2 separate regions of the Mus musculus genome follow, and region 2 is linked to region 1. A link is a loop called in an ENCODE intact Hi-C map of the cell type or tissue named here. Cell type or tissue: left cerebral cortex. All regions are shown on one strand. Each heading gives the region's core, and the rest is flanking DNA. Links, peaks and the distances in the headings are about the cores only. Region 1 has its middle 32 kb from the start of Gm31559. Region 2 overlaps Zcwpw2 (zinc finger, CW type with PWWP domain 2).

What was found. Peaks named below come from ENCODE experiments on the same cell type or tissue, not always from the same donor. Only the 100,000 strongest peaks of a DNase experiment are listed, where the experiment ranks them.
Region 2: a loop joins it to region 1, with 12 times the contacts of the local background. A loop is called at or near these places in 11 of 42 quality-filtered maps.

The regions. Positions count from the first base shown.
Region 1 is chr9:116,417,445-116,433,266 of GRCm38, forward strand. No RefSeq gene overlaps it. Among named protein-coding and RNA genes, the nearest start is that of Gm31559, 32 kb to the left of the region's middle. In left cerebral cortex, for the core only: a CTCF peak has its summit at 8,995 (motif pointing right); DNase peaks (open chromatin) are centred at 9,001 and 9,972.
Region 2 is chr9:117,958,505-117,974,326 of GRCm38, forward strand. It overlaps Zcwpw2 (zinc finger, CW type with PWWP domain 2), which reads right to left. Exons shown (of 9, transcript NM_001378466.1): 4 at 5,960-6,074; 5 at 1,463-1,509. Among named protein-coding and RNA genes, the nearest start is that of Azi2, 74 kb to the right of the region's middle. In left cerebral cortex, for the core only: a CTCF peak has its summit at 8,345; DNase peaks (open chromatin) are centred at 4,427 and 8,304.

The DNA.
Region 1 (15,822 bases), core at 4,173-12,172:
TGAGCTTTGTGAAACTGGATACCAAACACTCAGTAAAGAAACTGACAGCAAGACTCATGACCTGGGTGTGGTCCCTGGACCACTTAGTGAAAGGAGAAAGACAGCACCAAGCTCCTCTGACCTCTTCACATGCATCCTGGCACGAAGGCAGTCTCCTCCCACATAAACAAAAGGTAAATGGAAAGATAAACAAATAAAAGAAACTCCACATTTCAATGTTTTAGACAAGAATGATGAGAAATTGTTCAAGGGTAATATCAGAAGTAGAAAATTCGATATTTCAGAAGTTGTTTGTAACTCAAGTTGGAAGAATTTATGTGTTAGTTGGATTTGGGCCCCTAGATGAGGGAGGCACCATAAGAATATTCAGCCAAGTATATATTGCATCCCACATCGACAAGAGAAAATAGAGGGAGAGTAGTCTTTGGCCTAGCTGGATTCATGGAGAAATGGGCAAAGACGTCCCTTTTTAAGGGACAGCAGATGCTTAGGCCTCAGCTGTGAACCCTGTCTGGTTTCAAGAGAAAGGGACTCGAGGGAAACTGAAATACAGTGTTTCCAGAACAAAACATGGCAGAGGTGGTGAGAAAAAGATATAAACAACAGTCAAGGCTTCAGGAAAAACAAACAAACAAAATACAAACAAAGAAAGCAAAAACCCAGAAAGTCTGTATGCCCTGAGATCAAAGAGCCTTAAGTAGTGCAGGCTAGTGTCAACACCATCGAAGGTCAATGGATGCTCAAATAGGATTGAAAATATGGAGACTAGCTAAATCACATATATGTTGAAAAAAGTATTCAGTCCAAATCAGGTTAAGCAAGTAAGCTATTTTGGGGTGACCCTTCTTTAAACAGATGGGTGTCTGGTGATAAACCTGATTGTGGAAAATCCTGTTAGAAGAAAAAAATGTAAATTTCACACATAGCGTTTATATTCTCAGGCATGAGGGAACAAATCGGCACATTTTGCTAAAACCGTATCAACCCTGATACTAGATCATGCCATTATATATTCATGTCTTATATCAGGCTGGGGGTTCTTTCACATTCACAGAAAGTGCTGTCTAACTCATTCTCCACTTTCCCAAGTTATAAATTTAAAGCAAACCAAACTTAGCCCTAAATCAATTCAATACTTTGTAACCCCCCCCCCAAAAAAAAAACCAATTAGATACTACCCACACATGTTACTTGGATACATGACTTGAATGTGTTGCCTTCATTTTGAACATAGTGTGGTAATTTGAATGAAAACAGTCCCCATACACTCATGGGTTTGGATGCATTGTGGAACTGTTTGGGAAGGATTAGGAGGTATGGCCTTTTTTTGGAGAAGAAATGTCACTGGGTGTGGGCTTTGAGGTTTCAAAAGACTCACACTATTGCTAAGGATAAAGATGTGATCTCTCATTGTCCCTGCAACAGTGTCTTTGCTCTGACACCATTGGCTGTAACCCTCTGAGACCATAATCCAAATGAAATGCTTTCTTTTATAAGTTGCCTTGGTCATGGTATTTTGTTACAGCAATAGGAAAGTAACTAAGACACATAGTATCTGTCATTTTAGCTCTTCCTCCATCTTGTAAATAAATCTGTCAGAGCATTTGATAATGAAAGGAAGGGAGGCACTATTTAGCTGTGTATGAATCAACTTTATCCCACTCAAGGTCTGCTGTCCTTGCTAGGGCACAGTGCTCACATGGGCATCTATACACACACGCATGTTCCTAGGCATTTATTTCTAGTTTGATCTGTGGATAGGAACATCTCATTGAACAAGTGTCAATTCTGGTTACTGCAGCAATGCAGGACTGATAAAAATTATCTTCTCATCTAAGAAAATGAGATGCGATGTTTTTTTCCCCCCTCAGAGGGCAGAGGAGTTAACCAAGACAAAATAAACAAAACACAGCAATCTAATTAAAATAAACTGCGATCTAATAACACAGAATAATAATGATCGGTTCCTAGACTATCTAAGTCAAGTCCATGAAGACATTGTATTTATAGCAACAGTGCCAAAGTGAACTTTCAACAACATTGCTGGTGCCAATCTGAGTAAGTTAGACATAATTATGTTGTTTAATAAATATTGAATGAGCATCCAGAATGGCACAAAATATCATGCTTGAAAAACATAAAGGTCAGCGCTCTTGTGAAATTTAAATGAGCTAATTAAGACATTTAATTGCCATGCTGAGGAGCTGGAATGAAGAGGAGAACACTGGGAAAGGCTGGTAGACGTGTCAGTCAGTGGAAGGCATAGAGAGGAAAGCGTGGTTGGGACTATTTTATTTCCATGGGCTGTGAGGTACATGCACGCCATTTTTCTTGGTCGCATTGTCTCTGGGCTGATTTTTCTGTGTTGAGACAGGGTCTCATGGAGTCCCTGAACTCCCTCCATATGTAAGACTGACCTTGAATTCTTGTTCCTCCAGCCTCTGCCTCCTAAGAGCTGGGATTGCAGGCATGTAGCATTCTGTTCGGACTGAAGTGCGAGCCGAGGAATTCAGTGACTGTATCTCTAAGTCTTGGGGAAATAGTTGAAGATGAGAACAATTTTAATATGGGATTTATTATTTTGCCTTTAAAAAAAAGACTCTGTGTGTGTGTATGAGTGTGTGTGTGTGTGTGTGTGTGTGTGTGTGTGTGTGTGTGTGTGCACAAACATGTAAGTACCTGCAGAAACCAGGAGAAGGTGTTGGATCTCCTGGAACTGGAGCTAAAGGGAGTTGTGAGCTGCCTGATGTGGGTGCTAGGATTTGAGCTCAAGTCCTCTGGAAGAGCAGCCAGTGCTCTTAACCACCAAGCCACATTTACAGCCCCCTAAATGACACTTTTTACACCAACATTCAATCATTGTTGTTGATATGAATAAATACAATTGATTCTCCATCTTTTCTCCTGCATTGTGACCCCACGAAGTTTACTCACTGTTTCTCATGCTCGAGTGGCAGTTTTACCGACTTTAGTTTCCTACATAAGTGGTCATGATGGCTTGCAACACAGAGACCATTTTAATATCTATCTGGGTTTCATTCGTTCTTTCTCCTCCTCCTCCCCTTCCCTGCTCTCCTTTCCCCACCCCACTGGCTCACATTTGCCTCACAACAAACCAAGTAGGCCGGAGCTGGCATCCTGCTCATTCCTGCTCCGAGAGCGAGAACATTTACTGTTTAGTGTCGTGAATGACGACACCACTTGTACATTTCTTCACAGACCTCTTTTATCAAGTTGAAGGATGCCTTTTGTATTCGGAGTCTGCTGTAGGTTGTTTTCAATAATGGATGTTGTTTGTTTCCCCAAGTATGTCTTGCTCTATTGAAATGAACATGTGTTTTTTTTTTTTTTTTTTCTTCTACACTTGAAATGATGGTGAATTACGTTCGAGTGTCAAATTGCTCTTGCGTTCCCAGGCTTAACTGTACTTAGTCATTGTAGACGAGCAAATAGTCCCCAGGAATGTCTGCCTTTGCTTCTGAGAGCAAGACCGTGTGTCTCTGAGAGTATCTTCAATTCCGTAATGTGCTCAAAGGCCTCACTCACAGGATTTATAGTCATACTTATAGGTCATTTAAAAAGAGTTTAAAAGTAGTTAAAACAACCAGAGGTAGACTCTCGTGGTGTCTACACCAGTCCTAAGCTCCCAGTGGCCCACTCACAGTGACATGCCAGAAAGTACTACTATCCCAGTGACAACATGTCTCACTACTCGTAGATTACTGCCAGTTAGGAAAGCCGTGGACACTTTCACAGCATATGGGCCACATTGCTAATTTTGGTCCCCACGTCTCCAAAGATTTATTATATAGACATATAACATATACATATTATACACAGTCACTTAACCAAAAGCCTCCACTCCAAGTCACAGGATCACACCCTTCGTCATGGCCCAGTGTCCCAGGGAAACAGACATAGTTTTTTCAGTCTGAATATTCTGAGGCTATAGTAACCGCGCTCTTCCAAGGAGCAGAGAGCGAAGGTCAGAAGCCTTCTCTTTGGGCAAGGAGAGATTCTTTTTTATGTAGCCATAACACATGTTATTTTCCCTTTAGTATGATAAATGCTTACTATCAATCGATCACAAAGGTATATCAGTAATTGTTTTTTCTTTGTAGGAGTTTCCCTAGCTTGGGTATTGGAATATGGTCAATGGCTTTATAAAGTGAGCATCTTCCAGTATTTAAGTTTCTGGAGAAAGTACAATGTACTTGCTATTTATTTTTGCTTTGAGATGTTTTAAGGACTTAGGCATTTTTTATTCCTAAGAAACTTTTTAACAACAAATTCCATTTTAAAAATAGATCCAGGGCTAGCTTCTAAATTATCTCATTCTGAAACGGGTTTGGGTAATTTACATCTTTTGTGGAATTTGTTCATTTAATCAAATGTTGAATATATTGTCATCAAGATGTTTATTATACTTTAGTGCTATGTACTAATTTAAATGAATTTTCATTCTACAGAATCTATATGGCAATTATACCTCTCATTCCAGAGATTAGTAAATTGTAGGTATTGTCATCTTTCCTAATCAAACTCTGGCTAAAATTTTATCAATTTTATGTTCCCAGTTGGTTAACTTAATTTACTCTAGTATTTTCCTCTCTCCTGCTTTTATTACCTCCCTCTTCTGTTTTCCTTGGATCAAATTCATTTTACTATGCCAGTGTCTTTGAGTAGAAGATGAGGTAATTGATTTGAGAACTGATTCTTTGCAGATACGGCCACAGGGCCCAATAAATGTCTTCCTAGCACCATCTTGATTGCATCCTCCAAATCTGGGGCTGTTTTGTTTTTATTTGACTCAATACAAAATATTTTTAGCTCCCCTTGTGATTTTTTTTGACTTGATCAGTTTGGAAATTTTCTGTTTCATTTTAAAATAGTTGAGGCGTTCCCAGAATCTTTGTATTATTAATTTGTAATTCAATTAGGCTTAATTGGTGGGCATACTGCATATGACTGGGTCTGTTCTGAATTTACTGAGGCCGTTTTCATTTACTGAGCCCGGAGTATAGCATGTTATGGTAAATACTTAATGTGTACTTGGCACTAAGCGAATTCTGTGCCATGGCTTTTCGAATGTCTGCTGCTTGCACTTTTCCCTGTCTTATCACTTATTAGGGGAGTATCTTTGCATTCCCCATGGAAAACTGGGAACTCATTAGTTTCTCCTTGTAATTTTGTCAGCTATTCTCAGCCGAGGTTTAAAAGTTTGGTCACTAGTTTTGTGAAAATCTAATATTTTAGGTTTTCTCTATTAGTTGGTTCTGTTTTCATTATGATTTTACTGTGTGTGTGTGTGTGTCCTTTAATTAGTTATTTGAGAATTTCATACATGCATACAATGTACTTTGAACATATTCACTTCCTACAAGTTGAGTGTTTGCATTTAAGCATTATATACTTTAATATATGTTCTTATAAAAAATGATTAAATTGAATGTTTAATGGGATTACTAACTGGCTCCTTTTAATTTCCAACCAAGAATCCATATCTCTTGGAGTTCATCCTAGGTTTTATGGATAGGAAGGAATTTATAGGGTAAAAGGAATTATTAGGAAGTTGTAGAAATAAAGGTTGACAGAAGTTTTGAGATATCCCAAATCGGAGGAGTCGCAGCAAAGCCATCTGCAGGTGCCTGCATAACCTGTGACACCAACCTGAGAAACTCCTTGTAGGGCGTTGGAGGGGACATGCAGCCCTGCCACCAGAAGACAATAGCCTTTCGTTTCCACCTGGAGTTAAAGGTCACGGAAGTGCCTCTAACGGGAAGAGTCTAATTAGATCACGCCGACAAGAAATAGTTTCCAGTGTTTATGCCTTGGCGGGATGTGGGAAAGCTCAGAAGAGAGTTACGGCTTTTAGGAATCAATGAACGGCACCCCTCTCCCAGGCCCAAGCTCCGCATGCAAGCACTGTGGGCATTCCCTGAGAGTAGATCCACCTGCCCATCATTTTAGGAGCTCATCCACTCATCCGTCCGTACACTTGCTCATTCTGCAAACACTGCATTACCATCCCATGCTTGCAGAATACTAGCATATGCAAAGTGTCAGGCCCTGTCGTCAAGTGCAGAAACACAACAAAAGGAGCCTGCGAGGCTCAGCGTGTAAGGGAGCTTGCAGAGCAGTCTGGGGGCCTGGATTCCATCCCTGGAGCTCACCCAGAAGAAGGAAACAACCAACCAGCAATTGCCTTCGGATCTCCACATGCGTGTCTCCTCACCAGATAAATACAATTTAAAACACTCCATAATTTAAGATGGTAAAGACGTATACAGCTGTTATATATTTAAGTAAACACTAAGATGTTGAGTCATTGGGATAACGTAGTTCTATAATCCCAGCCCTTGGAAGATGGAAGCAGGAGGATCAGGAGTTCAAGGCCACCCTCAGTTATATAGTGAGCCCAGGGCCTGCCTGGGCTACTTGAGACCATGTGTTAATAAAATAAAATAATTACGTGGAAAGAAACCTAAAGTATCACATATTCCATACAGCATTTCATTGCTGATTCTGTTCCTCTCCAGTCGAAGTTGCTGCACTGCAGTGGGATTTAGCCTTTGTAGAACACACAGCACACATCTCTGTTCGCAAGCATTTTAGACCTTGATTGACGGGACCGTGGGAATCATTTTGTGGCTAATTTTTGCATCTCTAGTCTTTAGCACAGTGACAGTTTCTTGTTTAATTTTCAGTGACTATTCTAGAACAACGCATGATAATTAAAGCCCTTAGCAGGATCTATCAGAGATTTTTACGTTAGAGAGCCCATGATCTATTGAGGAAGATTCATCAGCCAGTGGTATAACACAATGAATTTCATGGTATAATATGTACAGGCGATAACAAGGGGCAATCACATCCTGTAGGCTAGCTCTGGGGAAGGCTCCTGAGGAGCAGAGATAGCGGGAATGCACCTTGAAGGGTCAAGGAGAATTTACCCAGAGATGGGAGTGGAGGACACAGCCAGCTGCAGAAACAGACTTTAAATATAGACAGAGCGCTCAAAGACAACCAGTGCGTGTCAGAGAGCGCCTAGCCCTGGAGTGGTGGAGCCAGAGCCAGAAGAGAAACCTGGGCAGGAAATCTGAGCCAAACTGGAAAGTTTGATATGCTGTGCTAAGAAGGTTGAGTTTTGTTCCTTCTTGGTGGCTTTAAGCAGAGAAATGACAGGATCTGTATTTCTAAAATGCCAGTGGCCGTATACAAAACTGGATTCTCAAGGAAGCAAGTGAGTAGGGGCCACTTGCAAATGCAATGTGCTGAGATAATGGGGAAGTGAGGGGGGGGGTTGTGCTGAAGGAGAGGGAGGGAGGGAGGGATGGAGGGAAGGAGGCAGGGAGGGAGGGAAGGGAGGGAGGGAGGACCACACATCCCTGAGGAACCTTCTAGGTAGGCACAGATAGAATGGGGAGGCAGACTGGAGAGTCTCTGTACACTCACAGTATCAACTCCTTCTTGCAGTTTGGAGTTTGTTTAATTGTTTGTATAATCCAAGGTGGCCTTGAATGTTCATTTATCATTTTTTAAAGGAGAAGCATATGTCTGTCTTTGAATTTGGGACTCTCATTAATCAGTGGAACCATCCCTGCGCGTTCCCTGACTTCTGTCTATGGTCTTTATGGGCGCTCAGACCCCTGCGCTCTCATCACTGAGGAGAACGGCCATTGACTGTCTTCTCAGAGCTCATCTGAATTAACTTTATATCCCTTTGTAAAGGATGAGGCCAGGGTAGAGAAGCAGCCGAGAGGCGGCCTGAGAGGCAGGTCCTCATTGGCTCCTTGTTCTTCCAAGTGAGCAATTTGCCTCTTTAGAGACTCCCAGGCATGAGTCAGAGCTCTTCCCGAATCACAGTTCTCAAGAGAATGTTTCCACATGACCAAAACACAAAACAAACAAAAAGCAAAACAACAAAAGCAACAACAACAACAACAAAAACCTAGAAACAAAAAAGCAAAACCAAAACCTAAAAAATCCAAACCCGAAACAAGAAGCTCAGCAGAGGAGAAACGAACAAACTTCTGTGACAGGAGAGGAAGGGCCAGCAAAACTGTGGTCTTTGACAGCATTTGTGAGCATAGGTCACACAGCGCCACATAAAGCTAGACATAGATGTGTCTGGGAAGAGAGAATCTCGACTGGGGAATTTCTTCCATCACGTGAGTCTGTCTACAGCGCCTTTTATCACTTAGTACTTGTGGTGGCACACGCCTTTAATCCCAGCACTTGGGAGGCAGAGGCAGGCGGATTTCTGAGTTCAAGGTCAGCCTGGTCTACAAAGTGAGTTCCAGGACAGCCAGAGCTACACAGAGAAACTCTGTCTCGAAAATCAAAAACAAAAACAAAACAAAACAACAACAACAAAATCACTTAGTACTTGATGCAAGCGGTCCCAGCTGAGCGTGGGTACAGGACTCCTAGGCAGGTAGACCTGGCCTGTATAAGAAAGATAGCTAAGCATAGGGGAGGCCTGCCAGGGAGCGCTCCTCCATGGTCTCTGCTTCAGTTCCTGCCTCTAGCTCCTGCCTTGACTTCCCTCAGTGACAGACAAAGACTGAAAGCAGAAGATGAAATAAACCATTTCATCCCCAGATTGTTTCCGGTCCCGGTGTTTTTGACAACAGCAGAAAAGCCAGCAAGGACAGCATCAGAACAACTGCTTAAAAATCAACAGAAACGGATCCTTACTTTCATCTCTACTTCTAAAATGCTATAAATTGAAATATGTAAACTTTAAATGTTTAAATAGCCCCGGTAAGATCACCCTATCATTTAAGTAGACAACTGTTGCTTCTTGCCCAACTAGAATTAAGAAGCTCCAAAAATTTCAGAGAGGCAAGAGTCTCTTTCTCCGGTACAAGAAAGAGACATTTAACTGTGGCCTTCCAGCATCTTCCCACTTTGGCTGCTTCTTTGGAAATAAAAATTTTATTCCCCTGATAATTTTGTGCCGAGTGGTGATTGTCAAGACATCGGCCAACAGGTGGCGCTGCAGGTCCGTGTCAACGTAATTACGAGGCGCCTCTGGTTTTGTATAGAAACAGAAAATCCACCTGTCCTCCACAGGAAATCACAGGGTCTCCTGGAATAGCCTAAAAGGCTTCCAATAAATATAAACCCCAAGGATTTATAGCACTTCTTACTGCTTGCCCAGAGTCCTGTGCTAGAGAAAGGACTACCCGAAAAGTTTGACACTTACAGCTGTTTAAATATATAGGAAAGGGGCAACGCGTAGAACTAAAAGTCAACGTTCCAGCCTGGGATTATATAGCATGATTTACAGATGTCGTGATGAAAACCAGGAAGGATGTTACAGACGTTGCAACCATTTGAGTCTCACTGTTCACCGGCCAGATCTGCAGTGCTGAGCTTGAACTTGCTACCCAGCCCAGAATAACCGTATATGCCCGATCCTCCAGACCCCAGTTCCCAAGTGCTAGGATTAAAGGCATGCAACACCGTGCCGGGTTCTAAGTGGTTCTGGAGCTCAAATCCAGGGCTTCTGATATGTTAAGCAAGTATTGTATCTGGTGAGCCACTTCACCAGCCTGCAGAACTGCGGTTCGTAATCAGAGACGAACGGTCCTATTTGATAGTATTCTTAACTATAGTTGAACGCAAGCAAGCTGCCGTTGTTGTAAAAGGAGAAACCAAGATCCAGCAATGGGCAATGCCAAGACTGTTGAGTAGTAGGTCCTAAATCCTAGAGGTCTGGCTCAAACTTAGCTCAGAGATCTGCTTGTCTATGCCTCGTCAGCCCTGGGATTATGAGCGAGTGCCACCATGAACAGCCATTTTTATGTGGGGTGTGAAGATTGAACTCGGGTCCTCCTGCTTGCAAGGCAAATGCTTTCCTGACAGAGCTATCATCTCTCCCGCTGGAGAAACACCTTCTTCCGACACACCCTTTACTTCCTGGACAAGTCACACTACAGAGAACTCCTCTAGAGTTTCTTTGTTCAAGAACAGCCTTTGAAGAGGCGGCTGTTTAAGGCTTCAGCCCACAGAAGAACGGAGGGATAGGCTGAGCTGTAGTGGGGGAAGGGAGGCCAATGCTGTTTCTTCCTGTTGGTCACAGAGGAGGGAGCAGTTTTACACATTCCTGTGGCCCTGACTTCTGAAAGGACTTCTTCAGAGACTGCAACTTGTCCAGATGCACAAAGACCATCTTCACTTGGTCTGGTTTCTAAATTGCTCTTGGTGGGAATGTCTTCCGCAGCTGCTCGAGAAGGCTGAGCCAGCTGAAGACCAGGAGGGAGTGGCTCTTCAGTCATTATCTTCCTTCCAGAAAAAGCGATTTAGGGAATCCTTTAACAATAGAAAACTGGGCAGTTGTGCACAATTCAGTGCTTGGAGGGAGAGGCACAAGTTCAAGGTCACCACTGGCTGCACACAGTTCATAAAATCTACTCCTACCCCAAATCCCCCCAAAAAGGAGAAAAGAGAAATTGAATGCTCTAATAGAGAATTTATTATCTGCTAAACTTTAATCAATAATAGCTAATGCGTTAAATCATCGATTTTTTTTTCAATTTCTTACTACAATCTGGATGACCGGACTGGGTTTGTTTGCTTGTGAGAGGTGTTGGAGAGCTGAAATCCATCCTTGCACACAGTAGGGCAAGTCCTTGCTGAGCTACACCTCTGACCTCTCCAGAGTTTGAAGTTTGTTTTCTGCTGATAAACTCTGAGATTCATACTGGTGAAATTAGTTGTCCAAGGTCACAACTTATAAGGAGCCAGCACATCCCTGCAAGTGACTCAGACCACTGCAGATGGTAGGACCAAGTCCCATCCTCAAATTTGTCTGATTCCTTGCTAGGGTCTTATTTTTGGTGGTATTTGTGTTGGTGTCAGTGTATATGTGTGCCTATGTGTGTGCACATGCCTCGGTGGGGGGTAGGGTGGGAGGATGGAGGGCCTGAGACTGTAGAAGGAGATGATATTTTAAAGTGCTAAGCTCGGGTGTCTTACACTAAAGCCTGGCCCCTTTCGATGGATCATCTTGTTAATGTATTCCCTTTTGGGTAAATCTACTGTGATTTGATGGGGAACTGCATCACATGTTAAATAAAAAGCCTACAGTGTGTAGCCTCATTATGGCAACACAAAGCCTCCTTTCAAAATCAGACATCTGGGCCTCTGCAACCCGAGAGGAGAGTCTGTCCAGCTTCAAAGATGGGGGAGCCTGGCAAGGCAGACGCTTGCAATATGATCCCCTACTTTTGCTGCCCCTCAGAGAATCTCTCCCTTTGTTCCTGAATGGAGGAGTGAAAAATCAGAGCAGTCTCACTTCCCTTTGCCCTGGTTCTGTGCACTCCGGGAAAGTATCGCACAGGTGTGTATTGTAAATGTTTATATTGCCTACGAGGAGAACGGAGACAGCTTTCCAACTAAGATGGGAGTTTGCACTGGGTGATTCAGTTTCATGGTTTTTCCCTGCCTCTTTCCCAGGGAGTACCAGGCAAGAATGTGAACGACGATGTGTCACAGAAAGCCTGCATCCATATCCTAAGAGTTCGAGTGCTGAGTTTTCTCCTGTGGTCACTTGGTGAGCTGTGGGGATGGCTAGCCTTGGCTCAAGGGTGGAGGGTGCCAGGCTATTTGTAGCATCCAGTCTCAGCTTCAAGTTTGGGCAGATTTGGGCAAATAGTATAGAAATGTCTGAATTTAAAACAAAACAAAAGAAAAAAAGAGACAGGAATGACAAACTGTGTGTCTGTCATCAGTCTGTCCGCTTGAAGGCTCAGCTCTGCCATAAGTCGTATGCCTCTGGCGCCATTAGCTGATTGGCCTGCTGGTTCAATGATGTCAGTAGTCCAGGGCTGGTCAGAAATTGAACAGAGGTGAGGGTGATGTCAGAAGCAGGCTCCTTATATCTTTTCTGTCTTTGGTTGCTGCTGAGCTAAAGAAAACGCCCAGCTCTCTGGCAAGCAGAACTTCTAGCCCTCCCCTGACTCAACTGCCCCTTTCTCTCCTACTCCATGCAATAGGAAAACCATCCATTTTCAGCTGTTCCGAGCTTGGGCAGTTAGGGGACCCCACAATAGGAAAAAGAATGTGTCTAATAGGCCAAGTACACACAACCAAAGTCCTGCCACTGCCACCTGGTGCTGGTGGTGGCACTGGCGAGTTCAGAACCCCCTATTTAGTGAGGAGAAGGCCAAACATTTCTCCCCATGTGTTTAATTTCCTTTCTGTATATGGCCATCTAGATAAATTCTGGATCCCAAGATGGGAGTTTCAAAGAGATACTGTGTGTGTCAATGATGTGAAAGCAGAAACGGAGCTGTCTGGAAGAAGAAACAGACGAGTATACACAAGGGAGGAGAGAGGAGGGCCATTAGAAGGAATGCAAGGTAGACATGCTCAAAGTATGTTATATACAGGTATGGAAATGGTCTTATTTTACCCAGTTAAATAAAGCAAACAGTTTTCAAAAGACGGGAGGTTATCACCGTGACATAGGGTATCCAGCTCTCTTGTTTCACTTCTGTAGTGTGCTGAGCTGAGCATCAAAGCCTGACATCATGGATACCAGGCGAGCATCTTATTGCTTTCTGAGCTACATCCCTACTGTGCATCCCCGTTTTAGAGTCTTCTAAGGTGCTGAATGAAGAAAGCATGTTATCTGCTTTCTGCATTAATCCTTGAGCTACCTCCCATCTCATATTTTATGGGGAGGAGGCTGACTTACAGGACAGCCAGTGATTTTTATACCCCCCTCCCGAGGACAGTAAGCAACACAGCCACATAGTCATTCCCTTACTCCATGAGAAATAACATGTAGGGTGGGGGGGAGTCTTCTGCTCCCTCCTCGAGGCCTGAGGCCTTCCATACAACTCTCTTAGCTTTGTCCCCAAACCTGAGAATAACTACGTGACTGGTCAGTGCTCTGGGATAGTGAGTAAACCAAAATTGAAACGGCCAGTGAGCTCTGTGCTCTAAAATCCCACCCAAACCATCAGCACATAGACCCAGGAGCAGCTTGGTTCTGTTCCTGTCTGACTCCCATTGAGGTGTGTGAGGTGGGGAGATGGCTAAACACCCTGAAGATTCTCCCAGGAGCCTTGCCCACTAAGCTTCTCTTATGTGGTGTAGATGCTAATGGGTGAAGATGCTTAGCTTTTCCTGTTGGCCCCCTCTTCTTTTCCATGTGCCTTAGCTTTGTGTTCCAAATATACCTTTGAGCTTAAAGATTTCTATTAGTCTGTGATATGTGCATACAGTTCACAATAAAATTGCAATTCTGTTTTCTCTATGTCTAAGGATTCAACCATCCTTGCATGCCTGATTGCAATACACCCCAAATCTCTTCTGCAGACCTGGTATGGTCTAGCAAGAGGGATACAATTTGGGGAATGTTGGCTGTCTGCTCTGTCAGAGATGCTCTGTGACTCAGTCACTGTTTTCCCAGTTATAGTTCTCCACCACTTCTGTCTTAGTTGCAGTTATACTGCTGTGAGAAGACACCATGACCAAGGCAACTCTTATAAGGACAACATTTAATTGGGGGCTGGCTTACAGGTTCAGAGATTCAGTCCATTATCATCAAGGCAGGAGCATGGCAGCATCCAGGCAGGCATGGTGCAAGAGGAGATGAGAGGTCTACATCTTCATCTGCATGCCTCTAAAACTCACTTCCAGGCAGCTAGGACTGGGGTATGAAAGACCATGCTCACAGTGACTCACCTACTAAGAGTGCCACTCCCTAGCCCAAGCATATATAAACCATTGGAACCTCTTACTGGCTCTAAACAAGGAACTCTTTTGTTAGGGTATGAACTATGTTGGAAGCATACAAGTTACCAGTCTGGAAGAACATAAATTAACTAGAAGTAGGCAAAGGGAGCTGCAATGACTCTAGCTGTGTGTGACTAGGCCTCCAAACAGGACATGCTCCTTTTCTCAGGGGAACCCTTTTCTTCTTCATTGTTCATCGTCATGCAAGAATTCCTGTCTGCATTTCCAGATGACCTCCCCCACCTCCTGTATTGTCCTATATCCTGGTCCTTTTCCAATGCTGGCTTTAAGATATCATCTTCTGAACACCAATCTCTGATGCTCTGATACACAGATCTATTTCTTGGACTTTCTAGGGTGTTGGGGGGAGATATAACTTGCAAAAAATGTTAATTGTTTTTTATCTAAGTGACTCCAAGTGCAGGCACAAGAAATCAGTGCAGATATTATGTCAATATGACTTGTATAAGATTATTTTAACAACAGTGTCAACACGACTTAGAGGAATCTTCCAGGAAGATATTGCTCAGGAAGGTAAGATGGCAAACCAGTTAGTAACTTCACTGTTTGCATCAGCAAATTCTTACATATCCCTTTATCAGACAATACTTGTATCACCTGGCATACAGCATGCTTAGCAAATCAACATGTGTGCCATCACACACTCAAAGACCCTTGCCTCACTGATGACCCTCTCTGGACTGTTAGAGTATGAGTATAACTCAGCTCTGGTCATTTTGTAACCTGAAGAGGTCCACCACAGCATTCTTATGCCCAGAGCCCAATAACGTTGTATACTGGAATTGTCTCAGCAGCTCAGCATCTTCCCGTTTGTTCTGATAATTTCACGTGGTCACATAGAGCAGGATCCCTGGGGGTACAGTTTGTTGAATTCTTGACCCCTTAATCTGGTTAAGGCAGGATTATGGATGACTTTGTGGAAGGTCTTTAGTGATTGAAAATAAATGTTGGAACATAATTTCTGCTCTGATTCGACCCAGTTTTAGACCATGAAGGATAGAAGACAAAGAGCTCAATAATCAGTTAATTGGCCAGCCACAAGCAAGCAGAGGCTGTCATGTCCACCAACATGAAAGTGACACGGACCAATGCGTAAACAGAAAGGCTTCGTTGGATGTCTTGTCCTCCAAGGAATGTATAGGACATGGTGATGCTGAACAGGCAAAACCCGGGAACACCTCCTACTTGGCATTGCTTTTTGAAAAATAACGCTGCTTACCTATTTATAGCTTGCCTAGTGGGGACTGGGCCTGCCTCTCTTTGTCAACATAGGGCAGTTAATTCCAAGAAACCTCTCAGAAATGGAATTTAATCAGTCCCATCCAGGTTCTGAATATATAAAACATGATCAGCATGTTCAGGTGGTTAAATTGCTCGTGTGATACTATTTTGTAGGACTCTCACTATTTTGTATTTTGAAATACATTACTTGGACAGGAGCACAGACCCCCATATTTGTATGATTTAAAGAACAATAATAAAATGCTTAATGAATTCCAAGTTAGCTCCTGGGAATGTCTATCCTGACCCTGCTACCTTCTCGTAGAAATAAGTGTTGTGCAAAATGATAATAAGCACTATTCTTTCTCCCCTTTTATGCTAATTGTTTATAAGCTCCTAAGCATCTCATTCTGTTTTACGACTTTCTACAGTGACATGTTTTATAATGTATTCGCTTTCACTTTGTTCTGCTGCTGCTTCACACAGGGTCTGTACTCCCTGCTTTTCTATTGCTGTGATAAAAGAGTATAACCAAAAGCCACTTTGGGGAGAAAGAGTTTGTTTTTAGTCTATGGATCCAGATACAACAATTCTGAACCTGTGGGTAGCGACACCATTGGGGGTCGCATATTAAATATCCTGCATATCAGATATTTATAATTCATAACAGTAGTAGAATTACAGCTATAGGTAGCAATGAAATAGAATTATGGTTTGGGGTCACCACAACCTGAGGAACTGTATTAAAGGGTCACAGCATTAGGAAGGTTGAGAACCATTGTTCCAGAGGAGACTTAAGGATAGCAAGAGAGGCATGATAGCAGA
Region 2 (15,822 bases), core at 3,631-11,630, 1.5 Mb after region 1:
CAATGGTAAACGTAAATGACACTTGGTAAGAGTTGATGTCTTTACAACTTCTTAGTCAACATAAGAGAAGAGAGTGAAATCACTAACTCTGCCCACATTCTGCAGTGACACTGCTGTGCTGCCTCCCATACTCTGCAAACCCCCAGTGTGCATTCAGGCCGGGCCCTGGACCCTTACAGACGATTGCTGTGTCTCCTGTGGCCATGAACTCCTTCCTGAGGAGAAGTAGCAGCCTTCACATGTAAAGCCCATGAGCAAAAGGATGGAATTTAAAAATCAAAAACAAACAAGTAAACAAGCAAACAAACAAAGCAGGGTGTGGCATCAGATCCCTATAAAGAATGACAAGCAGGGGTTCCTGGCCAATGAGCCTGGGGCCAACCTGGGCTACCTAGCAAGACTTTGCCTCAAAACCAAAACCAAAACATGAACGATGACCAAAAAAATCAAACTTTTGTCTTAAACGAACCCCTCCCTCCCCACACACCCATGTATACACACATGTGTGTGCGCACACACCAAAGTGATGTTCATCTCATGGGCAGTCTCTAGACCCGTGCAGAACAGCCCTTTCTGTGCGTGTTTCACACACTTGACCATCTCTGGTCTCTTCCTCAAGCCCAGCCAGGAGCCCAGGCCAACGCACACAGGCTCCTCTATTTAATACAGTTGGTGTTCCTATGTCACTGATGCAATCTGTGTCCAAGTGTGTGCTGTAAGCACCTCTCTTTTTCCACTTCAGTAACATCCTATAATTAGACATTGCCATCTGAGAATGCCAATATTGTAATTATATTTTGCACAAAAAGAGTTCAACACTACTCCATATATAAAATTCAAAATAATGCATTAAATTTTTAAAATATATTTTAAATGTTCTTGACTTTATAAGCTTCCATTAAAGTAGTCTACCCAGAATTTTATTTAGTTGTTCAATGTTATTCTCTACTTAAGTTTAACAGCCATACTAAGCTATGAACTTATTGTTTAAACTTTCTAGGAAAAATTAGTTTTTCATTAGTTCCAGTAATGTGCTATGTATGAAAACGTTGTTCTGAGTGTCTATGTGAAGCATGATTTAAACAAAGTACTTGTTCCCTTGTCCATCAGTGTTTCTATTGCCCTAGTTACATAAAATTAATGGAAATCATCACAAACATGGTTGATAGTCAGCCCATGAAAGCAACTGTATATTCAAGTAAACTTCAGAATGAAAAATCAGATATAATTCTTTTTAGTAATTTATTTTCCCTTAAAAATAGAATTTGAGAGGCAGAGGCAGGCGGATTTCTGAGTTCGAGGCTAGCCTGGTCTACAAAGTGAGTTCCAGGACAGCCAAGGCTACACAGAGAAACCCTGTCTCGAAAAACCAAAAACCAAAAACCAAAAACCAAAAACCAAAAAAAAAAAAAAAAAAAAAAAAAAAAAAGAATTTGAAGTTAACTTTAGAACACAGTCTTACCCCTTTCTTGGTCACCACAGCAGCTTTGGTATCTGTTTTGGCTCTGTCTGTAAGATAACACAATATATCTACTTTAAAAAAGAATCCATCTTCCTGTTGAAACAGATGCACAAGTACAAAATTAGAATTTTCTGCTTTATCACACATTAGTAACAGGGCTGTCTTCAGTGGCCCTTTTAACTAAAACACTAATAAATTCACCTCCTCAGAGCTGAGTAGAGTTAAGAATCCAAAAGCCATAATATCAAGAAGAAACTCTTGTCTGTCGGATGTCCTTGAAATAGTATTAGTTAGCATCAAGTCTGTCTAACTTCTGTTTTCTGGTTGGTCTGTGCACTCTGGAGTACATAAAATCTAGAATTCAGTACATGCTATCTCTACTTGCACACGTGTTATACACTGGACATTGGATAAGAATATCATACAAACTGTACCTCATTTAGTCTATGCACCACTGTAAGGCACACAGTCCATCTCCCTGTACAACTGGGGAGATACTCTAGCACCCTGCCTGTGGCTGTACTGGCAGAGTAGACCCATTTGATTAAAAGCCCCTAGTCTGTCCATGGTGTCTGCTGCTTCCATTTGAGACCACTGAGAAACCAATACTGCCTTGGATGTGACTCCACAAGAATGTGGATACTGGTACCACTTCTCAGACTACCACCAAAACCAGAAAATTTAGTAACCAACTAGCTCATTGGAAAAAAATTCCAATATATTATTTTGGTATACACAATATATGTGTGTTATTTAAAAACAACAGAGAATCGTCTTCTTTGAGGGGTAGTCACTGTAGGCTTCCTTTGACTAATGGATGGCTCACACCTATACACTTACGGGTGGCACCGACCGGATATAATGTGTTGTTGACGAGAACAGGTTAAAAGGGGGAAATGTTAGGACATACAGGGGTAGTAGGAGAGGAAAAGAGGGAATATGTGCCATATCATTGTACACATGAAATGAAGTTATCAAAGAATATTAACAACTGAGAGAAAACAAATACCCAGGGAAGTGTGTTCTATTTATATTTATCACTGGCTTTCATATGAATTGTTCTTTTCTGTATCCCCATAATGCTTAAAATGATCATCTTCCAAGAAACACCATCTCCCTTCACTCAAGAACACACAAGACTACTCACCATTACAGGTAATTCCTCCAACCAGGAGAGACCCCCACCTTCTTTCTGATATTTTGCATGTGTCTAAACATTATGCAAGATTGGAACAGTCATCAAAGTTAAGAATAAAAGTTTACATGCAATGGCTGTTTGATGCCATTCATGGCCTTAAAACTGTGAAACCAGGTGTCTTCAAGTGCAGCAACTGAAAGTACCTTCTTACAAAGGGAGAAAGCAGGCCAGTTTCTGGTCTGGCATAGGACTTAAAAGTTGCCACCACATCTCAATATGTTAAGAGCTAAACTGAAAATCTATCAGTGAAGAGAGGCTCTTGAGGCACATGTCTACTCTCAAGTCTGAAGGAACAGATGTCAGTTAGAGAATTACGGTTTGCCTGAGCAGAAACACATCGATCGACAGAATCTTCCATGACAATCATTCTAGAGGTAAGAAAATCTGAACCCTAATTGGCCTAGCCCTGGAGGTTAAATACGGACAACCCTATGAAATAAAAACTGCACTAGAACACGGGATGTGAGATCTGCAGCCCTTCTGTGAGTTCTTCCTCCTGAAGAGCCACCAAGTTCTCACAGGGGAGGCTGGAGAAAACTCCCCAGGCATCTGGCAGAGTGAAGGGAATGTACTCACAGCCATGTTCTTAACGAGATCTGCCCATAGAAGGAGCTGTTTTACTACTGACCAATGCATTTGAATTTTCCAGAGCTTCACTCATCATGGGAAGCAAACACATAACTGCAATCCCCTGTAGAAGCCCTTACTACTTAAATGAGTAAAAAAGAAAAAATAATGAGGAGTCTTGTCAAGTTCATAGCGTAGAACTGAGACCTACCACTAAGACAGCAGAATGTCCCCCAACCCCTTAGTGCAACCTTAGCACTGTCTAAGCTGACTAAAGACTGAGACTGCAGTTTCTGTTGTTCAGGGTACCACACCCAGCTTTGAAGAGAGATCGATAAATGGATGCACAGACAGACATACAGATAGGTGGGGGTGCAGATAGTTATAATTATCACATCGAGAAACCTAATACTAACAGCCAACAACAGCAAAAACTGATGGTAATGCAAATAAACCAGAAACTTCTCTGAGTCAGAAAGAAATGCCAGAGGAGCAAAGGTCCTTTAACAGAAGGAAGAATGTCTTTGATGGAGTCATGAGTAAACAGGATGTGGCCTGGGAGTGAAGCTCTAAGCTTGAGACTGTATTAAATGAGACTGACGGAAGTGTAAGGGACAAATGAAGAAGAAAGGAAGGGAGGGAGGAAGGGATGGTAGAGAGAGAAGCAAGGAAGGTTCAGCTGGGCATGTTGGTGCAGTCCTATAACCCAGCATCTGGAGACTAAGGCTTCAGAAAGATCGCCATATAAACAAACAGCCAAGACCTGAAAAGACACTGCAACAAAGAAAACACAAAGGAACAAATATGCATATGGCAGTGTTGAGGCCAGGGGTAACCAGGGCCTTTGGGAAAAAGCACAGTTGATTGTAACACAATGCTTAGAGCCTGCAGAGCACCAGGGGCTCTCAGTCACCGTTGACACAGCCCTGGAGATCAGCATGTCTTCAACACAGCATCTGCTATCTATCTTGGCTACTGTTTACTAAAGGGATTGAAACTTCATGGCCACAGGAAAACTACATTAATCAGTAACAATCCAAACGTGAAACAATCCGGATGTTCCTAGGCAGATGAGTGATGGAAAGTGTGGTATGTGTAGGAGTAATGGAATGAGCTACAGAACGATGCAAAGGCTTGGAAGAAACTTAAGTATGTGTCACTATAGGAAGGAAGGCTATGTGGAAGGATGCCCATGAGACATTCTGGAAAAAGCAAAGTTGTGGAGAAGGTGATAGCAAAAGTAGCTTCTGAGTGTTGGCGGGAGAAAAGATGAGTAAGGAGGACACGGGATTTTAAGGCCATGTAATGATTGTGTGCGGTATGACAATGATGACACAGCGTGTAAAACTAGAGTCAAGTCTCATGTGCACTCTGAACTCAGGTTACGAGAAGTGTTGGCGTGGGCTCACTGGTTACAACAAATCACATGGTGTGGGCTTTGATGGTAGGAGAGGGGAAGTTCTGGTGGACAGAAGGTATGTAATTTTTGTGAACCCAAGACAGCTCCAAACATGAAAGACTATTTTGTAAAAACATGAATAAAATTCTGGGGGTGGGGTGGGGAGGAGCAGGAACTGGCAGACCCATTCCAAATGCAAAGCACAGGCTGAGTAGGTACCACAGTGGAGGCGCTTGCCCAGTGAGGGTGGGGCTCATGGATGTTATGCTTTATCCAGCATAGCCTTTAAACTCACTCACCTGAAAGTTAGTAGGCATGGCATACTTAACTTTAAAAAGATTATGACTGTCCTAGGAAATGATTATAATAAACCCAGATATATTTTAAAATATTCTTGTACAGTGATCACAGTTATTTTTTCATCCCACATAGCCTTCTGTCTATTACTTTAAGTTCGAAAGCACAGTACTTTATGTAAAGATCTGGCCTTCAGCAGTAATGGTGAAGGTTTTTCTCCATTGGAAAAGTCTCATATACATTGTCAGTAAATTTGTATAGGAAACTTTTTATTTGAGAAAAAAAAAACCTATCTACCTAAGTTTATGTTTTAAAGTCATTCAGTTGACCTGAAAGCGAGGAGAAGACAAATGATAAGCATTGTGGCTCTGGTCACCATCACGCCACAAGAGACACTGGCTCCTGCAGTTATGTAGGAGAATGAAAATGCTGTAAGCCTGTGAGGTGGTTCAGGAAGTAAGGCGCTTGCCTGTTGACTGAGTTTGACTGATCCCCCAGGACCCACCTCAGAGAATGTGTTAACTGATCCCCTAAAGTGGTTCTCTAACCTCCACTAGAACACCACGATATGTCCACAATAGATAAGGAAAACAGAATAAAACAATCTTAAAACTGTGACTATATGATTCACCCCCACTTTGGTATTATTTTAAAATCAAGCATTTTGAAAACACATATTCTCAAAAACCAAACAAAATAATACAAAACCCAGAGTATCCCTGTAAAACTATCATATGAAGGATACATTTTTAATCTGTGGTTTCTAATATTTTAATTATATGTTTTGAAGTAATGGTTTATGCAATCTAAGAGTAAATAAAATAGCAGAAAGCACTAATTACAGTGCCTGTGTTTAAACTAAAAATAATCTCAGAGAACAAGATATGTGCTATTAATTCACTTGAAGATTCTTTTACAATGAACAAAAACCACATTTGTACATAAAGAAAACACATAAAATGTTAAATGTACGGACATAGGAGGCATACATCCAAGCGTTCTGGTTTGGACAGTAAGAAGAGGAAACTTTACATACTCGGCTTTGACAGGCAGCACACTTCTAGTCTTTGCTCTGCGGAACACCTGTAGAGTTGGTATGCTTCCTCGAGGGCACTTCTATACCACCTCTTCTTCTTCGTACAGTCTGCTGCCTAGAGAAATGCATAAATTCAAACAAGGAATAGTGTTTATTTTTAAATGTTAATTTTGTTTTAGATCCTATACTTGACATAACACTCACTGGAGCTAAGTCTAATTTGAGCACCACATAAATGTTGCTTAGGCTTGGTACCTGGCTATTGTTTTAGTGTTTTGAAGCTTAGCAGAGTTGTGAGAATCTAAGTTAAAGACCCTTCATTAAGATGATATGATGCATTTCCCATGCTCCCAGGGTAGCAAGCAGTCAGCAGGATACATCTGAAGGGGGTAACACTAACCTCACTTTATGTGACAGAGAACGAGACTCGAGTGGTCAGGAATGACAAAGCAGTGTTCTTAGTGTATGACAATTAATTCTATTTGCATCTAGTGTGGTGTTGTGCCAGACCTACACACACACACACACACACACACACACACACACACACACACACACACTCTTTGCCTGCTCTGCCCCAGCCTCTCCGTGTGTATACTTTGTGAGTCTGAGCAGCCAACCACTGACTTTTCATGAGTGTTATAGGACACAGTGGATGACAATTTCTAGGATAGTAGGAATACAGTGTGTGTCATTCTAATAAGGCATTGCACATTTTCTAGGTGTTTAAAAAACTGAAAAAAAGAACCTGAATTAAAAATATCAATCATCTAATACAGCAATTTTTCTAAAACCTTTTAATTGTTAGGAAGTTTTATGACTTTAAATATTACAATTATAAAATGTGTGACTGATTTTCTTTTTGAAAATGCCATCAGTGGGGATATGGATATTTCTTCTACTGAGACATATTTACCACCCAGACATGAAGCTCTTAGGCTTGTCCTAGATAGAAGAAATAATGCAGTATTTGCACACAATTTTCAACCTCTACAACATTCCCTCTCAACTCACAGAATGAAACTGTGAACAAAGCCCTTTTCAGATGCCACATGGGTAGTCCCCAAAGTATTATCAACTATTTGCTCCAAGTATGTCCAACATTGTCATTTATTGATTTGCTACATTCTGACATATGTTGTAGTTACAGGTGGCCATGACCATCTCCACCCAAAAACGAAGGTCCATGACAACACTAGGTGTTTATCTTTGTAGCTTTCATGGTGCCACGGGTTTGACACCTCAATGAGTGTTGTGAACATTCAGAAAATGCCTCTTAACTGCTTTTGGACAATCACTGGTACATAATTGAAGTAGTAAAAGCGTATAATCAAATAAAAAATACTTTCATATACATAAAATGTAAATTTCATTCATTTATTATGTTAAGCTGAAGGGGTTTGCCACCCCAAAGGAGGAACAACAATATCAATCAACCAGACCCCCCAGAACTCCCACAGACTAAACCACCAACTAAAAAGTACACATGGAGCAACCCATGGCTCCAGCCACATATGTAGCAGAGGATGGCCTTGTTGGGCATCAGTGGGAGTAGAGGCCCTTGGTCCTGTGAAGGCTCTATGCCCCAGTGTAGGGGTATATGAGGCCAGGGAGGTAGGTGGGTGGGTGGGGGAGCACCATCACCACCATAGAAGCAGGGGGAGGGGGTATGGGATAGGGGGTTCTGGAGGGGAAATTGGGAAAGGGGATAACATCTGAAACGTAAATAAATGAAATATCCAATAAAAATTTAAATTTACACACAAAAAATGAAAATGTAAGCAATTTGATTTGTTAGCTGTAATCTTTAATGTTTACAATTTATGTGCTTTGTGTATGTGACACAGCACATGTCTGGAAGCTAAAGCACAACTTGAGGAGCCTAGTTCTACCCTACCAGGCGAGTTGTTGTGATTAAACTCAGGTTGTCAGGAATGGAGACAAGCATCTTTACCCACCAAGCCATCTGGCTGGCTTTCACACTGCACATGTAAGTTAAGACTGTCACGGTGGCCATGGTAACACACACCTTCAACCCCATCACTCAGGCAGGTGGATCTCTGTGAGCTCACAGTCAGCCTGGTCCACAGAGTGAGCTCTAGGCCAGCCGCGCTGTATGTAGAGCTCTTGTCTCGAATGTGTGTGTTAGGCAGGTAGCTAATGTGTCTCTGCAGCACTAACGCTACCATGATGATAAGGAGCTGTCCAGTGGGGATCTCTTCCTAAAACTGAACAGATGCTCCTCGGTTCCCTTTAAAGAAACAGCTCGGGACTGACGCTGGCAACACTGAACTACAGACAGCTCAGGGAGCTGGGAAGCTGGGACTCTGTCAGGGCTTCTTTAAGAACTTATGGTAGATACAGGACACCTAGTGGCTGAACAAATTAACACTGCCTGAAGGTGCTCAGTTGAGCCTCAACTTTATGAAGAATTTTTAATTCCAGAATGAGACTCAACTGTACACTGCACTTTTTTTTTTTAAATCAAGACGTGGCAGGTTCAAGCTCTAGGGATTCTGGATCTCCATCTTTGTCACTCTCTGAACTCTTTCTCACGTAGTCAACCATGATTAATGCTTTTTCTATTCTACAAATTCAATATGCATTTATAAGCACTTGAAAAAAACATAGGCATTTATTTGACATTGATATTAATAGATATATGTTTTGTTTTTCCTCTTTTTGATTATGCAATTGATTGACTGATTCAACACAATGTAGCCCCCTATTTGGGGAACTGTTGGTGAGCAGACAATACTCACCTCTGGTCCACTGTGTGAAAAGCAGCACTCTAGCATTCTGTGTGGGGTAAGGAAAGCCTACATGGCAGGAGGCCAGGGCAATCACCCATGCAGAGTGAGCGAGAGCAGAACAGTGGTCAGAGAAACTCACTGAAACTGACAGGGTGTCTTTTGAGCAGACTTGAAGGAGTTTGGGGAGCCAGCCATCTAGCCCTTCAAGAAAAGAATGTTTCTGGAGAAGATATTCTCAAAGGTCGGATATGGATGCATATTCAGGATGCATCAAAGAACGCAGTGTGGCAGAGAGACAATGATAAAAGATGGGGAGAGTGCCAGAAAAATTACTAAGGGCCAGAGTAGGGAGGGCCATGAAGCCAGCAGCAGTGTTTAGTTCCTGCCCAGCCTGAAACAGGTGACACTGCAGAGCTCTGGTGGAGACGGTCCACCAGACCGTCTTTCCCTGCCTTTCCCGCTTTGTGAGACATGGTCTTACTGCATACCTCAGGCTGGACAGAACTTGCCATGCCCGTCTCACTCTGTTCACTGGAATTACATGCACCACCATACCTGGCTTTGGTTAATGCCTTCAAACAATCAATCTCACTACTCTGATGAGTTCAAGTTATGCAGAAGTTAAGTGTCGCTGTGGAACAGCTGCTTAGCAGGCTACAGCAACAGCCCAGGCAGGAAACCGCAGTGGTGTGCAGCAGGGAGACACTTTTGAGAGTGTGAATTCTGTTATTCCATTCCAGCTTCCATTACTTTAGTAGTATTAGTAACAAACTGCTTTAACTGTTAGAGTTTCTATCATTAACACCTTGTGTATTCTGCAGGCGAATATCATCACTCTAGGTTCTACGTTCCTACAAATACTAAGATTCTGTTTCCTTTTAAATTGGGGCTTTGTTGACAGTAACTTAAATTGACATCTACTGAGTTAAATCTTCCACACCAAAAAGTGGATTCTGTTTTTCCATCTTCTTGGGCTTCTTTCCTATCTTTGTAGTAGGATTTTGAAGTTTTACATAGTAGGTTTGATGCTTTGCTTCACACTCTTACTCCAGTGCATTTTATATAACTTGGTGTCATCAAAAATGAGTATCACAATTGTATTTTCAAACTAGTCGCTTGTGTACAGCAATCGTATTAGATGAGATAGAACTGAATTTTCCCACTTTGAATGGTTTTCCTATTATTCAGTAAAGACAGTAGGTTTTCTACTTGAGTTCTACTGCTTTGCCAGGCACATAACCATGTTAAACACATTGTGTTGGAACTAGAGGTGACTCAGTGGTTCCCAGCACTGGACACTCTTCAAGATGTCTTTACTGTCCAGTACTCACATAGCAACTCACAACTGTTTTTATTCCAGTTCTTATTCATATAAAATACAAATTGAAAACTATCATTTTGCTTTTCCCTTTCCTGTCTGAAATTTTTTTCTTTCAGCTAATTATATAAACAACTAAAACCCAATATTAAATATTAGAATATAGAAATTTAACATACTTTTTAAAAAATTCCAATTTCTTACAGAAATGATAAGTTTCTCCTCTATTTAAAATACTCAGTCAGATAGATGAGTTCATGTGCTTTCTAAAACATGAACTGAACCAAATCATTCTGTAGAGGACTTCAGAAAGAGTGTTTGTAACCATCACAGCTCTCCTAGACACTGCTACAATCACTCACTTGGCATCTTCCAGGCAAAGGTCTCTGGATTGTCAAGAGAGGCCCAGTATCTCACTAAGCAAATGCATTCCACATCCTTGTTACTAGGTTACTGTTTATCAAGAATGAATCACCACCGAGCCTGAAGGTATTGTAATGGTAACATTGTCATTCATTTTACTTCAAAACACTAATAACTCTCGTGTGGTGGCATAAGCCTTTGATGACAGCGTTCAGGAGGCATAGACAGGTGGATCTCTATGAGTTCCAAGCCAGCCAGATCTACACAGCGAGTTCCAGCCAGCCAGGGCTATACAAAGCAACCCTGTCCAAAAGGGAAAAACATGTAAAGATGAATGCCTAGAGTAGGTCATGTGACACTTCTGCGTATCTGTTAACTTCAGAATATAAAGTGTCCTCCAGTTGCTGTGCCCCTTACAAAATTAATAAAATTTCCATTAATGTGTTCAAATTGTTTAAGTTTCTGTTCATGCCGGCTCTTGCACTTCATGTACAAGGAGCACAGCCCAGGCTGCAGCTTGTGCCCGCTGATCCTCAGCCCTCTTTTCCCCTAAATTTACCATATCCTCACGTGTTAAAATGAAAAAGAAAAGAGGCCAAAGAAAATGTTTTTGTTGCTCTACTATCATACAGTGTTATAGTTGATACCTTGTAGACCTGAAAGAAAGTATAGTTTTCATGGTGTTTTTAAAAAAAAAATTAGATTCCCACCTTCCCTATCCTCCCTCCAAATCCTCTCATGTAACCCCCTTGCTCTCTTTCAAAGTTATGGCCTTTTTGTCTTGAATTGTTGTAAATGGATGGTGCATGTGTGTGTGTTTGTGTGTGTGTGTGTGTGTGTGTGTGTGTGTATTCCTAAATATAGAAGTACAACTGCTTAGAACATATCGTATTGCTTTGTATGTCTAACCTTTAAGGGCTGACCATTTGGTATTGGATAACCAATTGGTGTGCTCTTCCTTGGGAAGATTATTTATTCCACTCTCAGTATTGCACAGCTGTGTTAGTTCTTTGTCTAGAGTTGAGGCCCTATGAAATTACCCCATTCTATGTAAACATGTCCATTGGTGTCATCCTCTCTTAGGGCACATTTGCCATGTTTTTGAGACTTTGCAGGTGTAGCTTCATAGACATAATATTTCTAGGAGATGCATTTCTCAGCAAACTTCTTGTTCCTTGATTCTTTTCATCTTTTTCCCCCTTTAAAACAATGATGCAGAACTTGCATTGTAGATGTATCCATTGGTACTGAGCACCACAATCTTCATTTTGATTAGTGGTGCTTTTCTATAATCTTCATCTATTGCAAAGCATTTTCTTGACGAAGGGTGAAAACTATGCTTACCTGTAGATACAAGGATAAATGTTTGGAATGTAGTTAGAAACTATGCTGGTTTAGTACAGGGGTGGTTGTAGTTTTTCCTCCAAGGTCCATGACTTCAGTAGCTCAAGGTAGGTGGTTAGGGTTCTAGTACCAGGCATGATTTCCCTCTTGTTGAGTAAGCCTTAAGTCCAATTATAGAGATGTTGGCTAGCACCAAAGTACTATATGCCACTACTGCACACTTAGCATTATGGTTGCCATATTGGTCATTGTAGTGGTTTATAACCATCACTGCTAGGTAAGACTGTTGGTTGCTTCCCTCCTTTGGAAGCTAGCATGGTATGTGCTGGTAACATGAACCTGACAAATACAGAGGCAAATGCTCACAGCCAACCATTGAACTGATCACGGGGACCCCAATGAAGGAGTTAGAAAAAGGACTGAAGGAGCTGAAGGGATTTGCAACCCCATAGGAAGAACAACAATATCAATCAACCAGAACCCCCCCCCCCCCGCAGAGCTCCCAGGGACTAAAAACCAACCAAAGTGTACACATGGAGGGACACGTGGATAGCCCTGGGGCTAATTATATTTGATGTTAATTCCATTCCCCTATGAGGGGTTGTGAACAAGGAATGAGTCAGCACTCAGGTGATTTCCTGTAAACCTGCTTTCCACCTTAATTTGTAAAATAAAAAAGAGCTGATGATTGGGCAGATAAAGAGAAGGTGGAGCGGAAGGCAGGGAGAGAGAAGGAGGAGAAAATGGAAGAGGGAGAGGATGCAGTGGAGGAGGAAGAAGAATAGTGGAGCAGAAGCACATGTCCTGGAGAAACTACAAGGTCTAAGGGGTCTCATAGATGTGGAATACGGTAGTGTGGTGGTAGATCTGTCCAATCTAGGCCCACAGCATATATTAATTATGTTGTGTTTCATTGCTGGGGCATATTTGGGTTGGAGATTTACTACAACAGGGACCTATGGCTCCAGGTGCATATGGAGCAGAGGATGGCCTTGCCAAGCATCAATGGGAGGAGAGGCCCTTGGTCCTGTGAAAGCTTGATTCCCCAGTCTAGGGGAATGTGGTGATATGGGAGTGGGTAGGTGGGAGGGAGAGCACCCTCATAGAAGCAGGAGGGGAGATGGGATAGGGGGTTTCTGGAGGGGAAACCGGGAAAGAGGATAACATGTGAAACGTAAATACAAAAAGTATCCAGTTAGAAAGAAAGAAAGAAAGAAAGAAAGAAAGAAAGAAAGAAAGAAAGGAAGGAAGGAAGGAAGGAAGGAAGGAAGGAAGGAAGGAAGAAAGAAAGAAAGAAAGAAAGAAAGAAAGAAAGAAAGAAAGAAAGAAAGAAAGTCCTCAGGAAGGAGGCTTTCCAGCTCCAGGAAAGACCCAGCTCAGGTCTCTGGGCTCTGTGTCCAAAGTGTATAATGTTTTTGACAACCCGACTTACCTTAAAGGCATTTTTTTAAATTAAGATTGTTTTCATGAATATATTTGATCAAGTTTTCCCCTCCCCAATTCTTCCTAGGATCTACCCACCTAACTTTTATGTTGTGCTCATTCTCATTTACTGTGAGAAGCTTCTTTGATAAGGGTTGAGAGAAACATTAGGAGTCATTTTATTGCTCTGTTCTTTGAACAGAATAATAGTATTAGGTTTTCCCCTAGGCCTATGACCTATATAGTCTAGGTTCTTGGCCACTTTAGCAGTGTCAGGTATGGATTCCATCTGATGAAGTGGGCCTTAAATCCCATAAAACAGTGGTTGCTCCCATAATAGCTGTGCCACGATTGCACTAGTGATACCTTGTAGGCAGGCCGCTGTTGTGGGTCAGAGTCTGTAGCTGGGTAATACCGATGATTACCTTTCTCCTCCAGTGTGCAGAGCAGCTCCTAGCACCATGAATGCTGGTCAACAGAGGTAAAGCATCTAGGTATGCACACCTTAACTCCTTGGTCTGAACACAAGTAAGTACTGTTTGAAAGAATTTTTTATTGTGAGTGTTTTGTGGCATATTGGTTTTTTGTTTGCTTGGCCTTTTGGTTGTCTGTTTGTTGTTGTTTTGTTTTTTGTTTGTTTTGAAAGTCTATCTTGTGACTGGTGTATCTGGGAGCAGCTCCCTCGACAAGGCAGTCTTCCTTTGTGCAGTTGCTCTAAGCATATATCTTATTGCTATTCCACACCATTCTATTTGGATGGCATGTGAACTCTGCATCATTATCTCTAAGCACAGTCCAAAGTACTGGCCATTCTCAGTAGCTTCATTTCTCTCCAGCTGTGATGAACAGAAACCACCACTCTGCACAGATTTCCTGGGGAAAAGCTGGCCATCAGTATACTGTGTTTCTCAGGCTCTTAGGTCCACGCATCAAATGGTCAATCAAAGAATCTTGTACTTTGCATGAGGTAAAGGAAAACAACCATCTTTCTTTTTCCCTCCATGGGTAAGAGTGTAGGGAAACTTCCACAGCATTCTAATGTTTTTTCTTAAGAAACATTTGTATGTTAAATGCCAGGTTTTTAGACTTATGTAAATTAAGATATGTTTTGGCAATTCCCTTTACATGTTCTGCGTAAACTCTGAGTGTGTGTGTGTGTGTGTGTGTGTGTGAGAGAGAGAGAGAGAGAGAGAGAGAGAGAGAGAGAGAGAGAGTGCTTAGCCACAGAACCATCTCTCTGGCTGTACATGTGTGTGTGTGTACATTTGTGCCTTATTTTGTAATATGGAAATACAATTTTTGTCCTTGGTTTAGAGTCCTAAAATCTTACATAGTTTACTAAAACCTGGCTATCTGCAATAATGTTTACTTTCAAACTAGCTTTGCTTCATATTAACATAAATATATTTACTTATATTTTATGCTTACAATGTTTGCTTGGCAACATGTATATAAATGAACCACATGTGTGCTAAGTGCCTATAGAGGCCAGAAGGTGATACCAGATTCTCTAGAACTGGCGTTAGACAGTTGTGAACCATCATCTGGGTGTTGGGAACAGAACCTATGTCCTCTGTAAGGGCAGCAAGTGCTCTGAAACACTGAGCCATCTTGCCAGCACGCACAGAGAGGGTTTTAACCCTGCTGTTTAAGAAGAAAATGTTCAAGCTCATAACATGCAGAGTTGAGTAATCTCCGCCATGACTGACTCTAGAACACACCACACCTTTCGTTACTTCTATATTACTCCGGTACTTGCGCTGTCTCAGTCACTGAATTCTGGGCAGAGAAGAAAGTGGCACTGATCAGCTTGGGCACGGTTTAATTCCAGCATCTGGAGATGGTAAGGCAGTGAGGCTGCCAGCTCAAGGCAGGCACAGACATCTTAGGGAGACTCCACTTCAAAATAAAATTTCAAACCTTATGTCAGTAGTTGAGTATTTGCCTAGCATATAATAAGGCCCTGGGTTCAATCTCTAGCACTAGAGAAACAAATTCGTGGGGAAACAAACAATAAAAGGAAGCAGTAACGAGAGAAGGGAAAGAGCTGAAGACTGCTATGATCTTATGAATCGAAGCAAGATGATTTTGCAAAGACGAGGGAGAATGGCCATCTCCGTTGTCAGGGAAGCTCGAGACTGAAGAGATGGGTGGACAGGGAAGGGAGAGGTCACACAACATGTCTGACCTTGTTGGACAAGCCCTAGCTGGGTCCAACATTTAAGTTTATAAGTCACTGTCCCGTGTAATCTTGCTCCAGTCAGATACTATTGGCCAACTGAAGGCTTTGTATCATCCTTCTTCCGTCTCTCAAGGCTTAAGAAGCTAAACTTCCCATATTGGTGATATTTAATGCACTGGATGCTTCTTGCTGTTGCTTTATGCTGATATGAAGGAAAAACTGAAGAGGAGACGATAGTACGTGTGTGACTGCCCAGAACAGGGGGTGCAGAGAATCCTTCAGTCTGGCACAAATTCAAGTTACTGTTGCTTTGTACCCCACAGATCTTTTGCTCAACAACAAAAAATTAAACTGTGATGAACAGAGGTTAAAGAGAATAAATCTTACACCTCAGGCTTGGAAGCAACAACAGTGCTCCACTACCCTATTTTTGCTAAGTCAAACCACCTTGTGACTTGTTTCACCTAACCAAGATGATAAT